2 separate regions of the Homo sapiens genome follow, and region 2 is linked to region 1. A link is an interaction called in ENCODE POLR2A ChIA-PET data of the cell type or tissue named here. Cell type or tissue: Panc1. All regions are shown on one strand. Links, peaks and the distances in the headings refer to the core of each region. The heading gives the core; the rest is flanking DNA. Region 1 overlaps IRF5 (interferon regulatory factor 5). Region 2 overlaps AHCYL2 (adenosylhomocysteinase like 2).

The links. Peaks named below come from ENCODE experiments on the same cell type or tissue, not always from the same donor. Only the 100,000 strongest peaks of a DNase experiment are listed, where the experiment ranks them.
Region 2: POLR2A ChIA-PET joins it to region 1 with 11 read pairs; 2 of 35 experiments call an interaction of 5 or more read pairs at or near these places.

The regions. Positions count from the first base shown.
Region 1 is chr7:128,939,119-128,947,449 of GRCh38, reverse strand. It overlaps IRF5 (interferon regulatory factor 5), which reads right to left. Exons shown (of 9, transcript NM_001098629.3): 2 at 5,174-5,379; 3 at 1,416-1,605; 4 at 888-949; 5 at 394-427; 6 at 1-220. The coding sequence starts at 5,368. Among named protein-coding and RNA genes, the nearest start is that of IRF5, 5.4 kb to the right of the region's middle. RefSeq lists enhancers at 6,667-6,716, 6,827-7,056. In Panc1, for the core only: no CTCF peak of the experiment used is centred there; a DNase peak (open chromatin) is centred at 4,010.
Region 2 is chr7:129,256,288-129,264,618 of GRCh38, reverse strand. All of the region lies in intron 1 of AHCYL2 (adenosylhomocysteinase like 2), which reads right to left. Among named protein-coding and RNA genes, the nearest start is that of AHCYL2, 35 kb to the right of the region's middle. In Panc1, for the core only: no CTCF peak of the experiment used is centred there; no DNase peak of the experiment used is centred there.

The DNA.
Region 1 (8,331 bases), core at 7-8,006:
AGGACCTCAGAGAGAAGCTCCCTGAAGCCAGCAGGGTTGCCAGGGGGAGGAGCCAGGGGGCTGGGGTCTGGAGCAGGGGGACCCAGCACCACGGGCGGCTGCAGAGTGGGCGGCTGCAGAGTAGGCGGCCGCAGAGTGGGCGGCTGCAGAGTGGGCGGCCACTTGACATCCTCTTTGAGTAAAGAATAGGGTGTCATGTGGGGGCCAGACTGCACTGCATCTACAGAGAGTGCGTGTGGACGGCTGTCAGTGCCACCTCCACGAACTGCCTCCCAGGCACACCTCCTCCCAGCCCTGGGCCACCCTAGCCTCCCATCAGCCCCCTTCCAGGTACCTATGGTACCTATAGCTTCTCTGTATACTAGACCCCCAACCACCACCTCCCGGCCCCACCTGTGAGGCTCAGGCTTGGCAACATCCTCTGCAGCTGAAGGGACACCACCAGCAAGGGAGGGAAGAGATGGGAGAGAAAGGAGGACAGGTTATTCCACTGACCTGGGGCTGGGGAAATAACAGGCGAGAACTATGAGGCAACTCCCCTAGCCTCAGTTTAGCTCAGGCAAGACCCTGCCTCCGGTCCCAGCTCGTCCATCCCAGGCAGGTCAGAAAAGCCCTTTGCCTCACTTTCCTCATTTGCCTTCTGCAGGGAGTCAGACCTACCAAGCCCCAACTGCTGCGTGGGTCACACACACAGGGTAATGACAATGCCCTGGGAAGGAGCAGGTGGGGACTGTGCTCCTATCGTTCAGAATCCCAGGAGAAGAAACAAGGAGAACTATTGAGAGGGCCACGGGGCTCCATGGGAGTGGGGCTGCGGAAACCTAAGGCCGATGGGGACAGCAGAGAGCTCGTCCAGGGCTCCACCTGCCTCCTCAACCCACACTCACCTCTTCCTCTTCTTCCTCCTCCTCTCCTGCACCAAAAGAGTAATCCTCAGGGGGCTGGGAGTCTGCACAGCAGGGAGAGAAAAGCAGGGCAGTAAAGGAGTCAATGTCGGAGGAGAAGCAAGATCCCCTGAGAGGCTGCCTGTAGCTCCTATGCAGCTTCTGCCTTCCCCAAAGCTGCCCCCAACACAGGGCGAGGTGGAGGGCACAGCCACCAGGATTGGGAAAGACCTCCCCGACTCCATGGGCCATGAGACCTAGGCTGGAGCCAGAAGCCAAAACGAGGGCAATGGTAAGGAAGAAGCACCCAGGTCCCTGACTGCACGCCAAGCCATTCCTGATATGCCAGTGACCCATCCCAGCCACTCCTGGAAGCCCTGGGTGTCATGACCTAGCGGGAGCCCCCGCATCGTTTCCTGGACCACTGCCTGCTAGAGGGGCCCTTGGCCTGCCTGCACCCAAGAGCTCATGGCTGGGGGCCAGGACATTGCACAGCCTCCCAGGTGGCCCACAGAGGGCTAGGCCTGATACCTGTGGGAGCAGGGCCATTGGAGCAGACCTCGTAGATCTTGTAGGGCTGAGGTGGCATGTCCCGGGGCCCGTCGTAGATGAGGCGGAAGTCCCGGCTCTTGTTAAGGGCACAGCGCAGGTTGGCCTTCCACTTGGCCGGATCGGCTTCATCCACGCCTTCGGTGTATTTCCCTGTCTCCTTGGCCCAGGCCTGGGGCAGGAAGAAATAGCCGACCACAGAGAACCTCATCCCTGCCACAGCCCCAGTCTGCCTCCTGTCCCATAGGAGACTCTACTGTGTGGGGAGAACTTCGGCTACAGGCTGAGCCTCGCTGAGCCCCAGACCTGGTTTGCAGCGTGGGAGTCTGCCACAGTCCTGCCCCAGCCCTCAGGCTGCCAGCAAGCTACATGAAATCTAGGGGCTATGAGATGCATCCATAGTCCCTGCTCCTGGGAGGGTGAAACAGTGTGATCTCTAAGGAGGACAGCGTGCGGGATAAGGGTGAGCACCCTGGAGCCAGGCTGGGTTTGAATCTGGAAGTGCCCCCCGCCAGCTGTGTGCCAGGCCATGTCACTGCCTCCCTTTGTCTTGATCTCCTCACAGTTGCCCACCTCATGGAGTGGCAGCGAAGACTCAAGGGGTTGATGTTGGCTGGGCACAGTGGCTCGCACCTGTAATCCCAACATTTTGGGAGGCCAAGGTGGGAGGACTGCTTGAGCCCAGGAGTTGGAGTCCAGCCTAGGCAACATAACGAGACTCCTGTCTTTACAAAAAATTAGCTGGGCATAGTGGTGGGTGCCTGTGGTCCCAGCTACTCAGGAGGCTGAGGTGAGAGGATTGCTTGAGCTGGGGAGTTCAAGGCTGCAGTGAGCCATGATTATGCTCTGCACTCCAGCCTGGACGACAGAGTGATACCCTATCTCAAAAAAGATGAGGGGAGTTGATGTCCGTAAAGCACTCAGAGCTAAACCTGCACATAGGACAGGCTCGAGACACTGGAGCTGTTGGTATTATTTTGAATGGCAATTAGGTGAGGTGAGGGTTACCAACATTTCTTTCTACCTTTTAACCCAGCTATTTGATTTCTAGGAATTCATCCTAAATATCATAGAAGCATTCACACAAAATATTGCACACACAAAGTTATTCGCAGCAGTGCTGTGTGTAAAAGATGACCCAAAATACCCAATGCAACATCCATCAATGAGGGGCTGGTGAAATTACGGCCAACCCATTGAATGAAAAATACTGGGCAGCACAAAAAAAGAAAAAGCAGGAAACTGTTTATAAGCTGACATGTAGCAATCGTCAAGAAGTATTAAGTCTAGACAAATATGCAGATATCTAGCATTTCTTATGAAAAGTAGAGGAAAGGATAGTTCCATATTTGCTTACATGTGCATAAAAATCTCTCAGGAAGGCTAAACAAGAAAATGACAACACGGCTGCCTCTAGGGAAAGGCTAGGGAGGGGAGTGGGTGGTGATGAACCAGGGAAGGAGGGAGACTTTTTGCTCTAAACCATTCTATGCCTTTTAATGTTGAATTTTGTGACTGTATTACCTATACAAAATAAATGGATTAGCAAAAGAATTTTGGAAAGGTAAGGATCAAGCCCAAAAACTAAGAAAATATGTACCCAAAGTTTTAAAAAATAAGCATTGCCTTTGACCCAGCAATTTTCAACTCTAGGAAATCAACCCCCAAAATAATTGAGGATGAAAAAAAGGGAAGCATTAAGACAGCCTACATGACAATGTGGTTTTTAAGTTCAGGTTTTAAAAGCAATCTCAAGTATCTAAAAACCAAGACTCAGTGACCAAATTGTGCTAAACCATTCCAGTGGAAATTCTACAGTCACGAAAAGTGATGTGGACGTATGTTGGAAAGGAAAGCTGATCCTGATATTGGGTGAAAAAAATCCAGGCTATAAATCAAGATATTCACTTGATTCCAATTTTGCATTCCATATACACACATGTGCAAAAAAACTAAAATGTAAGCAAAAACTATTATGCGAGGTACATCCTAGCATTAAGATTATTGGAGAGAGCACAGTGGCTTGCGCCTGTGATACCAGCTACTCAGGAGGCTGAGGTGGGAGGATCACTTGAGCCCATGAGCTTGAGACCAGCCTGGGCAACAAAGTGAGACCTCATCTTTACAAATATCAAAATCAAAAAATTAGGCTGGGCACGGTGGCTCACGCCTGTAATCCCAGCACTTTGGGAGGCCAAGGCAGGTGGATCATGAGGTCAGGAGTTCAAGACCAGCCTGGCCAACAGGGTGAAACCCTGTCTTTACCAAAAATACAAAAAAAAAAAAAAAAAAAAAAAAAAAAAAAAAAATTAGCCGGGCATGGTGGCAGGTGCCTGTAATCCTAGCTACTCGGGAGGCTGAGGCAGGAGAATTGCTTGAACCCAGGTGGCAGAGGTTGCAGTGAGCTGAGATTGTGCCATTGCACTCCAGCTAGGGTGAAAAAGCAAGACTCCATCTCAAAAAAAAAAAAAAAAATTAGCTGGGCATGGTGGCATGCACCTGTAGTCACGGCTACTCAGGAAGCTGAGACTGGAGGATCACTTGAGCTGAGTTGGAGGTTGTGCTATGACTGCACCACTGCTCACCAATGGTGCAACACTAGGCAACAGAGCAACAACTCATCTCAAAAAAAAAAAAAAAGAGTATATATGTACAGTTGTAGTACATCAATTAAAAAAAAAGATTGGGCCGGGCATGGTGGCTCACACCTGTAATCCCAGCACTCTGGGAGGCTGAGGTGGGTGGATTGCTTGAGTCCAGGAGTTCAAGACCAGCCTGGGCAACATGGCAAAGTCTCTACTAAAAGTACAAAAAATTAGCCAGTTGTGGTGGCAGGCACCTGTAATCCCAGCTACTCAAGGAGGTTGAGATGGGAGACTCACCTGAGCCTGGGAGGTCGAGGCTGCAGTGAGCTGAGATCAAGCCACTGCACTCCAGCCTGGGTGACAGAGTGAGACCCTGTCTCAAAAAAAAAAAAAAAAAAAAAAAAAAAATTGGAATCTGGTCAACAGTGTGAGGCCCTGTCTCTAAAAAAAATTAGAAAATTTAAACAATTGAAAGATTGATGATGTATCTGAATCTTATATTAAAAATAGTTTGTTCCCAACACAAAGAAATGACAAATGTTTGAGATTATGGATATGCTAAGTACCTGATCTGATCACTGTGCTTATCAAATCACCACTGTGTACCCCATAAATATATACTAATTTAAAAATAAAATTTTTAGAAAGATGATGATCGTTGGCTTCCTTTAGCATATGCGTGCACTGAACAAGTCCTCATGAGTAATAGGAGTGAGACGAGCAAAGGGTGAGTAGGACGAGTTATGGGAAGGCCTTCTGGGGACCCTCAGTCCCCACGATGCTCTAGGGTGCAGGTTAGAAAAGATGTGCCCTAGGCCAGGCGTGGTGGCTCATGCCTGTAATCCCAGCTACTCAGGAGGCTGAGGCAGGAGAATTGCTTGAACCCAGGAGGCAGAGGTTGCAGTGAGCTGAGATCGTGCCACTGCACTCCAGCCTGGGCTACAGAGCGAGACTCTGTCTTAAAAAAAAAAAAAAAGGAAAAAGGTGTACCCTGTGTCTACGTCTGCATCCCCTTAGTCCGGGCCCGGCATCAGCAGCAGCATGGTAGCTGGGCGGGTGGCCAGCCTCGAGGAGCTGCCTGTGTGCGTTATGTGCGCTCCTCTTCTGGGGACAGGGTGCCCTGGAGGTCCAGCCAACCTCCTCCCCGGGGCTTACCTTGAAGATGGTGTTATCTCCGTCCTGGCTGGGACCATGCCTTGTGGCATGCCTCCAGGGGATGCAGAATAATTTCTTTTCCCCGTTGACCCATTGAAGCCCTGGGTACTGGCAGCTGTTCACCTGGGCCACCAGCCAGGGCTTCAGCCGCACGCGGCGGGGTGGGGTGGGAGCCACTGGGATGGACTGGTTCATGGCAGAGGGGTCTGCAGGAGAAAGCCAGAGGGGAGCCTCAGCAGGTCTGCAGGTGGATGGGGACAGGGTACTCAGAGGTCAAGCTATGGACCACAAAGGATGGTCTCTCCAGTCCATCTAGGTATTTAAGGCCAATTCTCTTTTCCAAGCATCAGCTTTCTTGTCTAGTGTCATGGAATTTTGTGTTTGGAGGAAGGGAAGGAGAGTTACGAGTTAGTGAATGCTGCGGGCGCGGCCCCAGGTGCCCTTTACCGGGCAGAGGCATCCATTCTCCAACTGCTAACAGCAGCAAGCAGCCCGTTGGCCAGAGAACCGCCTTCCACTACTCACACCACAGGTTAGGCCCACCCCTTGCTCTTGGGGGGCAGCCCACAGCCAGTGACTGCCTGACACCAAAAGCCCGGCTGTCTTGTCTCAAGCTGGCTACCTGGGACAGCGAGCGCTCTGTGGGATCAGCCCGAAGACAGCCTCCTGCTCAGTCTACACCCCTAGTTCGATTCTTCCCTGCCCAAGTTTTCTCACCCTCCATCCCCTGAGAGTTCCCTCCGGAGATGCCCTCAACAAGAATCTCATCTGGAGCTCCCAAGGACACCTGCCCTCAGAGGAAAGCAGTTTCTCAATATCTTTAGAGAAATCCCATCAACCAACTCAACCCACCTCCAATGACAGCAGGCACCAAACAGATGTTACCTCTCTAGGGCCATTCATCTAGGTTCTTGGTCCTCCCCCTTCTCCTCCCACTGGACACGCATTCGGGTAGCACTTAGGAAGGCCCTAACGCCTGCCGGAGCCTGTTAGGAAGGCTACAGGAAACAGAAGCCACAGCTCTAACTGCTACCTACCCAGGGGCACGAGCCCCGCCTCCCAGGCCACAGCTTCACTGCCTCCCTGGAGTCAGGCCAGAGGGACCCTGCCTCCTCCCCTTCACCTGCCCAACTCCCTCTCCAGCCCAGAACCGGAAACTCTCCACAGTCCTGAGTCCCCTTCTGTCCCTCTCCTCCCCTTACCCATGCCCTTGGCCCTTCACTTGAGACCCCTGGGTGGAAGACAGAAAGGACTGGGTCATTACACAGCACAGCCCATCAGAAGTGAATGTGTCGGTCAGCAAGTAAGGAGCAAACGTTCGAGCTGAACTCCCTGTGTCTGGGCCTGCTTTGGCCTTGCAGCATGGAGCCTCAGTTTCCCCTGAAATTCCCTGCCCAGTACCTTTTGGGGTTGCACCTGCCTAGTGCCGCCTCTGAGCTGCTACTGTCTCACATTGCAGGCCTCCCTCAGAGCCCAGCTCTGCTGCCACCAACCCAGGAGAGGTAAGGCCGGCCCTTGCCTGGCCCAGGGGCTGGGACGGGGAGGTGTTCAGAACGCTCCAGCCCTGCCCTGGCCTCAGAACACGCGGGCTCAGTTCCGCTTTCTGCCCCAGCCTCCACCCGGCCCCAGGGGAAACGAAAGTGGCTAGACCGGGACAACTCAGAAACCAGACTCACTGTGGGCTGAGGGAGGGAGCCGAGTGGGTCCCCCAGACCAAATTTCCAACCTCCCACCCAGAGCTGTTCCCCGCACCCCAAACTTGCAGACAGTTTTTGTGCATTTAGTGTGGTTTATAACATGGGTGTGCACCCACCCATAGTTGTATCTGTAGACCCCTGAGAGGCCTTGGCCCTAGAATAGAGGGGTGCCAGTCACCAGCGGCACACAATTCTGGCCGAGCAAGGGTGGACAGAGGAAGCTCTGTCTGCACAGAATCGGGGAGAGCTTCCCTAATGACCCCCTGGGCTGAGGCCGTGCAGGCGCTGGTGCCGTTGGGGAGCTCAGAGGGTCCGGCTGCCTGCCCCCTACTGTCAGTCCAGCAGTCTGGCCCTGCCCAACACGGCTGTTTAATACAGAGCAAGGTTTTGAAATGATAACTCCGACCTCAGTGTCAGAGGGCCGCGTCCATACAGGCAGCTTAGGGAGGGGTGTGGAGGAGGAGCTCCCGTGACAAGCCCGGCTGTGATGAGCGAGAGTCTGTCCACCATGCCACAGAAGGGACTCAGCCTCAAGGCTTTTGCCTGCAGCTAGGTCCACACGAGCTCTAACCCGAACAGCATCCATCCTCCTAGAAGCTCCCTTCTGCCCAGAAAAGGGCTAGGTCTAATTCAGACCACCCCAATCAAGGCCCATGACTTTGGAAGTTCGGTGTCAGAACAGGTCTGCCTGCCAGGCTCCGGAGTCTCTGGGTGAAATGTATGGAGCCCTAGACCTAAGTCAATGGACCTGAGCCCCGGAAGGTGGGGAAATCCAACAGCCTGAGGAAGTCCCTACAATTGTGTGAGGCAGCGAAGCATCCAGTGGGCAGCCCTAGAGGACCTGCTGAGGTGGGGTAAGCCCACAGCTCACCCCAGGGCCATGCTGGAGTCCCAGGAGACAGTGCCCCCACCACCACCCAGGAGCTGCAATTCATGGGCACCAGGGACCCACTAGGGGAGGAAGTGCCACAGCAGTCCTAGTAAGAGTGGCCAGACAGCAGGCGCCCTGCTGCTCCCAGGGTTGGTCTGGGTCACATGTCTCCTTGCAAACCCACACCCAGCTCAGGGAGAGGACAAGGGGTTCCCTGTACAGGCCCTGACCCCCAAATCCCACCCCTCCGGGTCAGCTGCCCACACCCTGGGCCCTGCTGCCCACCTGGTCCAGACAGGCTGAGGCTCTGGGGCAAAAGGTGCCCAGAAAGAAGCTTCTTTCAGCTTCCTCCCAGGGTCAGGGTAGGGGAAGACCAGGGTACAGGGGAAAAACCCCAAAGTAGGGCCTTTAGATAAAAAGGGGTGATTTCCCAGTGCTTCCCTTGACTCTTGGAACCCCTCAGCCCCAGCACCCCAGGCCCCATAACTACTGGGGGTGGGGGCAGGAAGGGGAGGTCTTGCCAGAGGGCCTCCTGAGGGGCTACAGTTTCCTACATCGATACAGCCGAGCCCTCTCTGGTTCTGGTCACT
Region 2 (8,331 bases), core at 313-8,312, 320 kb before region 1:
AATGGCTAATTTGGGTATCCTGTTCTCTGACTTCTTTTTAGCTTGCTTGTTTAATTTTCTCTACTATAATTTCACAGACTTTAGCTCACTAATTCTTTTACTTCAATCTCTCGGTCATCTCCTTTCTTCCTTTCCTTCTTATCCATGATTTCTTACCCTTACATTCCATGAACCATCATTTTAATAACACTCTTTACATCCCGTGAGCTCGATACCGGTTTATCCAATTTGCCTACTAGTCATCTCCACTTAGATGTTCCACAGACACCTCAAACTCAATGTCTAAAATATCTTCTACTGGCCGGGCGCAGTGGCTCACGCCTGTAATCCCGCACTTTGGGAGGCTGAGGCGGGTGGATCACGAGGTCAGGAGATTGAGACCATCCTGGCTAACAAGGTGAAACCCCGTCTCTACTAAAAATACAAAAAATTAGCCGGGCATGGTGGCGGGTGCCTGTAGTCCCAGCTACTTAGGAGGCTGAAGCAGGAGAATGGTGTGAAGCCAGGAGGTGGAGCTTGCAGTGAGCCGAGATGGCGCCACTGCACTCCAGCCTAGGCGACAGAGCATGACTCCGTCTCAAAAAAATAAAAAATAAAATAAAATAAAATATCTTCTCCTCTGACCTGTTTTACCCCTTATGTTGGTGAATGGCACCACCATCTACTCAAATGCCTTACCTGGACATAACTCTCTTCCTTCTCTTTTATTTCTCCCCACAATAGCCAGGACTCAGAGGTAACTCTAAAAGAATCCCACATTTCTATTGCCAGGCCCTTAGTTTGTCCTTCTATATCTGAAACAGATTACTAAAAATTCTTTCTACACAAGGCACTAACTGTTCTTCCTGCTTTTACTCGAATGCATTCTCCCCATTCTCCATATTGCATCTGAAGTAATCTTGCTAAAATGCACATCTGATCATGACACTCTCCTATTAGCTTACAGACACAAAGGAAAATTTCAGGAACCAGGACAGCCTCAGGGAGAAGAGAAACAAATTAAAGCTGCCAGGACATTTTCTTGTCTCTCGTTTCTCTGCCTACAACTAGCTTTATTCCCTCAAGCTACTTCAAGTCACTGGGAACACAGTCACCAGATGCTCCCAGGTAATCCCGGAAAGCAAAGAAATAAAATTTGATACATGTAAATAGATGCCATTATTATTCAAAAATCACTGCTCCTTCCTGGTGGAGAATTAGACAACTGGTCCAGTTGATATCAAGTTTGGCCACATGACTTGCTTTAGCCAATGACGCTGGGAAGTAAGAGGAAATGACACATCCCACTTCTGAACAGAAACTTTCAGAGAAATGGTGTGGTTCTACCATGCCTTATTTATCTCTAATACAAGAGAAAATGTCTCAGATATGAGCATCTAGCCTAAGTCTTGGAACAAAGCTACACAATGGACATGCAGTATGAGCAAAAAATAAATCCTTGTTATTGTAAGCCACTAAAATATGGGGACTGTTTGTAACCACAACATAACAGACTAAACTTAATTATATAGTATGTCATAAGGAAGGACTGACTAGACAGGCTTGGTTTTGATCACATCCCCAGCTTAAAACCCTTCGGTGATACTCCTGTGCCTCCTGGAGTCCAAATTCTAGCAAAGAATATAAGGCCCTTTCTTTTATGGTCCCACCTCCAGCCTCATTTCTTGGGACTCCTATTCCGTATTCCAACCATCCTGGATTATTTTAAGATTTCTAAACACATCAGGTAGCCTTTACCCTCCATTTTCATGTCAGCTTATTATATGCTATTCTTCATAAAAAGGAATGTTGTTCCTCCTGAGAAATAAAATTCTAAGCCCCCCAACTGACTGAAGTGACCATCTCTTGGCCAAGGAGACCCCAGAGAAGCCCTGAAATCTGAGTTCCCAGCCATGACCAAGTGAAAGGTCAGACACACCTCATTATACCCATCCCTTGCTGCCCAGCATTAGGCTTCTTTCCTAAGGGTTAAACAGAAACCAGCCTTTTTACTTGCTCCACTGCTAATATAAACCAACCTCCTGACATTGCCCCTCCCTCTTGTGGTTTCCTCACAACCACCAACCAGCATTCCTTCCTAATAGGAGACCACCAACCACGGAGTGGTTCTGGCCAGTCTACAGAGGATGCGCAGTGAGGCTTTTCATGTCCTCTGCTTCACCTTTTGAGGCCAGAGGCTCAAAAACTCCACCCTTGGATCATGCTAATACTGCCTTTTCTCTGTACATGCAACCCATAAAGGGGTAAGAAGCTCAACTGTGCATGTACATGTTTCTCCTTTCATAAATATTCATGACTCCTCCTATAGCTTATTGAAAATGTACATTTCGCCACCTTATTCAGCATAAATCCCTGTCTTATTTTTCTAACCCTCAAAGTATGTTTTCTGATCCTGGCCAGCGGCTCTTGCTATACAGTAAATATTTATATAAATACGTATCTCTCCAATTATATTGTGACCTCCTTGAGAACAGAGACCATATCTTATTTATATTTGGAGCCCAAGAATCTAATGCAGTGCCTGGCACATAATAGAATATCAATATAAGCTTATGAAAAGTGCAAACATATAGTCTTTTTTCAGTGATGTTATATGCAAAAATATGAGACAGGCCCTTCTACCATGTTAAAAAATAATACAGAAAATCAAACCTATTCAACTCTTATTTTGCTTGCATTTTCTTTATCCAGAGTAACTTTCCATACTGAAAAGAGAATGCAAATGGTTAAGAGGAAACTGAAGCCTGAAATAGGAGAAAAGATAATAAAAGAGCACCCAGTAGCTTTTAGTAAATGCAAATATCTAGAACCAGATAAATTACAGCCTAAGATCTCCATGATCTCTCATGAAAAATGGAAGAGAAGCTAGAAGACTAGAAACAATAAAGTGCAATTTTAATTTTCTCAATTTCAAAGGAAAAAAAGAGACTAGATTATTGAAATCATAGATTAAGGGTTTAACAAAGATTTCCTATGTTAGCCTACGGTGGGGTAGGGAAGGGGTACAGAGAACACAGTGAGTCAGAATGGGGTTCACCAAGAAAAACAATCATGCTAACCTCATTTTACTTTTGACAAAAGTATTAGACTAAGAGATCAGAGAAATAACATAAAGTAGGTCCAATACATATTGCTGAAATCAAGATTAACTTTCTTATGCTAGTTAAGTGATAGATTTACAATTGGTTGAACAACGATTCTAAGATTATTAATCAATTGTTTAATGTAAATCTGGAAAGAAGTAACTAACAGTTGCCACAGAACTCTCTATTTGGCCTTATCTTAGTAGATGTTTATCAATATTGTGAAGATTTAAATGGTAGCTTATAAATTTTCTGGTGATCTAAACCTATCTATAAAGATTAAATAATACCATTAAAGATATAAGAGATATCATTAAAGATTATAAAAGATCAAATATCTGAACATATAGAAACAACGTGCTGAAAATACAAAATAAAATTTATCAAGGGTAAATATACATGCATTTATTTTTTAGAAGTATACAGCGAATAAGAAATCCATTTCAGGCCAGGTACGGTGGCTCACGCCTGTAATCCCAGCACTTTGGGAGGCCGAGATGGGCAGATCACTTAAGGTCAGGAGTTCGAGACCAGCCTGCCCAACATGGTGAAACACTGTCTCTACTAAAGATACAAAAAATTAGCCGAGGGTGGTGGCGTACGCCTGTAATCCCAGCTACTCGGGAGGCTGAGGCAGGAGAATCACTTGAACCCAGGAGGCGGAGGTTGCAGTGAGCAGAGATCGTGCCACTGCACTCCAGCCTGGGTGACAGGGCAAGACTCCGTCTCAAAAAAAAAAAATTGAAACCAATTTTAACATGTGTTGATGAGAGTTCAGTTGACTGTAAGCTCAAGGTGGGCCTTTGTACTGAATTGACAGCTTAAAAGTTAATACAAATTCATAGGTAATAAAATAACAGTACAGTGACCTGAACAAGGAAGAAAATTGAAACAGGTCAAGCAACACCCTGAGAATTATAATTTGAAATATGAAACAGGTCAAGCAACACCCTGAGAATTATAATTTGAAACATGACCTCTTACAAGTGATGCTGATAGCCAGGATGGTAGTAATGGCCTGGCCGACTACATCATATGAAGAATGATTAAGAGAAGCAGGAATGATTTCCATGGAGAAGAGACTATCTGGGGTAGGAAAAGTAAGAGCAGAACTGTCTACAAGTATTTGAATGATTGTATATTGAAGGGCAGGAATCACACTTGTATACATTTTATATTTATTCCCTATGCACCCAGTTCCAAGCTTTGCATATAGTAAATGCTCAAATATTTGAAGTCCAAGATCAATCCACCTGTTGAAGACTAAGCCAACAAAGACAGTTATACAAGAGTATCTGTTGTGATCTGAATGACAACTCAACAAAAGGATGAAGTAGGAGGAAGGAAACTTAAAATCAAAGTAAAAAGCCTTAACTGGCACAAGCTAAGCAGGCATAACTAAGGCACATTACCTTAAAAATCAGAATTTGTCTTATATCAGCTTTTTTTTTTTTTTTTTGAGATGGAGTTTCACTCACGTTGCCCAGGCTGGAGGGCAAAGGCATGATCTCGGCTCACTGCAACCTTCGCCTCCTGGGTTCAAGCGATTCTCCTGCCTCAGTCTCCCAAGTAGCTGGGATTACAGGCACATGCCACCATGCCCAGCTAGTTTTGTATTTTTAGCAAAGACAGGGTTTCACCATGTTGGCCAGGCTGGTCTCGAACTCCTGACCTCAGATGATCTGCCTGCTTCAACCTCCCAAAGCACTGGAATTACAGATGTGAGCTACCTCGCCTGGCCAACCTCAGCTGACATTCTTGACCATACTACTAGTTAAATTTTATTTCCTTTTGTAAGTATTTCCCCACAACAGAGTGAGTCGTCGTTTTCACTCTTCCTTTACAAAGAGAAAAACTGAGGTTGAGGGAAGTTATTTTCCTAGCACCAACATCATAACAATAGTTAACCTTGAATAGGAACCTTAAGCTTCTCGCTTACAAGCCTTGTTGTTAAAATCACTGGACTCATTGTGGGGTAGTAAACAAGTACAGTACTTAACTTAGAACTCAACCTCATTTGGTAATTACTTCAGTTTCACTTTTATTATTCTCCTCCAGTCATCTAATCTCTAAATCCACAAAGAGTAAGCCTACATTAATACTCTAAAACTTACAATCTTATGACTTGAAATTCAAAGGTTAGGAGTACAAAAGACTTATTGAAAAAAATTTTAAAATAATTTAAAATTTTAAAGACTAATATAAAAAATTAAGATTTGAGACCAAAGATTTGTCGCTCCTGTGCTGCTTAAGAAGGGGCCCTGGCACCACTTGTTCCACCATAAGCCAAATCTTGGCCATCAGAGTATACTAGGTACACACCACATCTCTCAAAACCTAAGTGGCCTTCTTTGTTTATCAGAGACTTGGTGCTGAGTGTTATTGCCAGAAGCAGTGGGAAAAAGGTAATGTTATTAAAGGAAGAAGAGGTCTTAATGTGAATGAAGGAGGCACACCAGAGATTCATTTCCTATTTTATATACATATTAGTTTGGTGTTAGTTTCTCAGAAAACTAAAAGAAGGTTGGAATAACACAGGACTTGATGGTGTCCAAGGAGCAGGATTTTAAAATAGCAAAATGCTACTCAGCTCTAGTTGTAGATGTAATAAAGGAATGCCCTAACAAGTGCTCACGCTCTCAACTTCCTGCCCAAGAAGGCTCATTTACATTATAATGGTTGCCACGGTTACTTTAATTCCATCACAGCTCCTGTCTCCAGTTGCTAATCTGGAGCCTGGGTGGTAAAACAACCAAAAACCTTAATTGAGGCTAACTCAAAACTCAGGCTACTCAAAAGTTCATGACCTACAAAAGGATTTTGTTCTAGCAACAAAAATTGCTTACGATAGGAACTGTTTGTTTCCTACACTCCATTCTATCCAAGATCTTACCTGGTATCTCAGGGAACTCTCTGGAAGTCAGTCAGTATTTTTATCTGCTATAAGCAGAGATTCTTGTAAAAAAAAAAAAAAAAAAAGCAAGATAAATAACATAAATTTTATAATGGGTAACAGATCAAAGAAGTGACTGCTTTATTCCAACTATTGGCATTCCAAGCTTTAATCAGAAAAGGCAATTATCTAAAAGAACATGGAGAAGTCTCCCAATGAATTATTAATGTCACTAAGTATTATCTTCTAAGAAGGATATCATGTAGTCCTGGTATACACGTAGTACCTAAATTAGGCATAAGGTTAGTATTTTGTATTTAAGCAACAATCCAACAGAATACACAGTAACAGAAAAAGTGAAGGATGGGGGATTCTTTTTTTTTTTCCTTTTAAAGGCAAAAAAAAAAAAAAATTGAGAACTGTGAATCTGATTTACTTTCAGTTAAATTAACAACAAAAAATATTCCAATGGTAATTCGTTACCAGAAATTTTACTCCCAAAGGTAACCACAATGGGAGAATGGGAGACACAGGGGTACTGATCTGTAGGTGTCCTCCTAATTATCCAACAGATGCTTTAAAGATCACCTCCATACAGAAATGAAGTTTTACATTTGTGTATTTTTACTCTTATTTGCTTATTCTTTTATTCCACTCCTATCATCCACAACACAGGCAATCACTATAATGTGTTTAATGTGTTAACATGTTTTCTTGTAAAGTATGTAATGTTTTACTTACATACATTTTAAAATGTATATAAATGCTATTGTGTTACATATCTCATTCCTTTTCTTTCTGTTGTTACTCAGCACTATGTCTCTAAGATCCTTAGGCTGCCATGTGCACATCTAGACCATTACTTCAAACTGAGGTATAAATCTATGATCACATTTTACCCATCACTGGGGAAAGGGTATGGACAACAAATTACTTTCCACAAGAACAAATACACTGAAATGAATGACCCCTTATGAACCTGTGTGAGAACTTCTTTCACGTATATATACAGGAAAAAAGTTGCTGGGTTACAAGGTATACATAATGCATAATCTGATTAAGTACCATCCTTCAAAATGGTCAGACCAGTCCATACTTCCACCAGTAAGGAACTACCATTACTGAGCAGCCACCATGCACCAGGCACTGGGTAGGTACTTGAGACCCTTTTGCCCCTCCACCCCTCATTCTCTTCTGCTAGTCTTTGCCCCTTTTGCTCTTCATATCAGTTGTCACCATGTCAGAAATATGAAGGTAGGACTTCCTCCCTTGTCTCTGACCACCAAGTTCCCTTTTCCACTCCAAGGATCCCTTAGGCTGCCAAGGCTCCACTAACCATGAAGCTTACTAAAACAAAATCAAACAGCAAATGTTATTTTAAAAAGGTTTGATTCTCAAAAAGTAATTAATTGGGGTTTACCTGTTACACAAAACACTTCTGCATACATTTCCAAGCCATTCCTATTCCTATCTGAGGGTTCTATAGTTCATGTTTTTCTGTTTTTTGGGTGGTCTTGGAGGAACAGCTTCATCCCTTCAGAGCTCTCTTCTTCATAGATAAAATAAAGGGAGCTGGTTATCGGTGTTTTCAGTCTATGCCTCTGCAACTCTAGGGGCTCCTCTGAGGTTGCTCAAAAGGATCATGTCAAGACAAAAGGGGGTTATCTATGCCTCTTCAATTCAACAGCACAATAAAAATTTTATTATTTATAAATTTTATTTTCTCCTAAGACTCGGTTTGTAGAATCAGTTTTATTTAAGAAAAAGTTTATTCACACATTATTAGTTGGAAGTGTTAACTGGTAAAAACCTCTATTGCATTTGGCAATATTTATACAATTAAAAAAAAAACCTTTTGAACAAGAAATTCTACTTATGAGAATTTATTCCACATAATTCACATAGGTGTTCAACAGATATACCCAAAGATATTCATTACAGTATTGATTGTAAGGGCAAAATATTGAAAACAATTTAAATAACCAACAATAAAAAACTGGTTACATAAATTATGGTACATCCATACAATGAAATATTATATAGACTTTAAAAACAACAAAGCAGCTACAAGATAGATTAAGGCGGGGGGGGGGTGGGGGGTGGGGGGCGGGAAGCAAGATGTAAAATGGTAAATGGTGTGTATTGTATGCTGCTACCTTTTGTATATTTTCAAAAGGATATAAGTATTTTATTGGTTTATTCAAGGAAAGACAAAAAAGTATGTATACACTTGTAAATGCATAGGCTACTCCTAAAAGATAAATAAGACATAAGAAACTATTCTAGTTACTCTCAAGGAAGGGAATCAGATGGCTAGAGGATAAGAGCTTTATATTTGATACATAATCTTTTTAT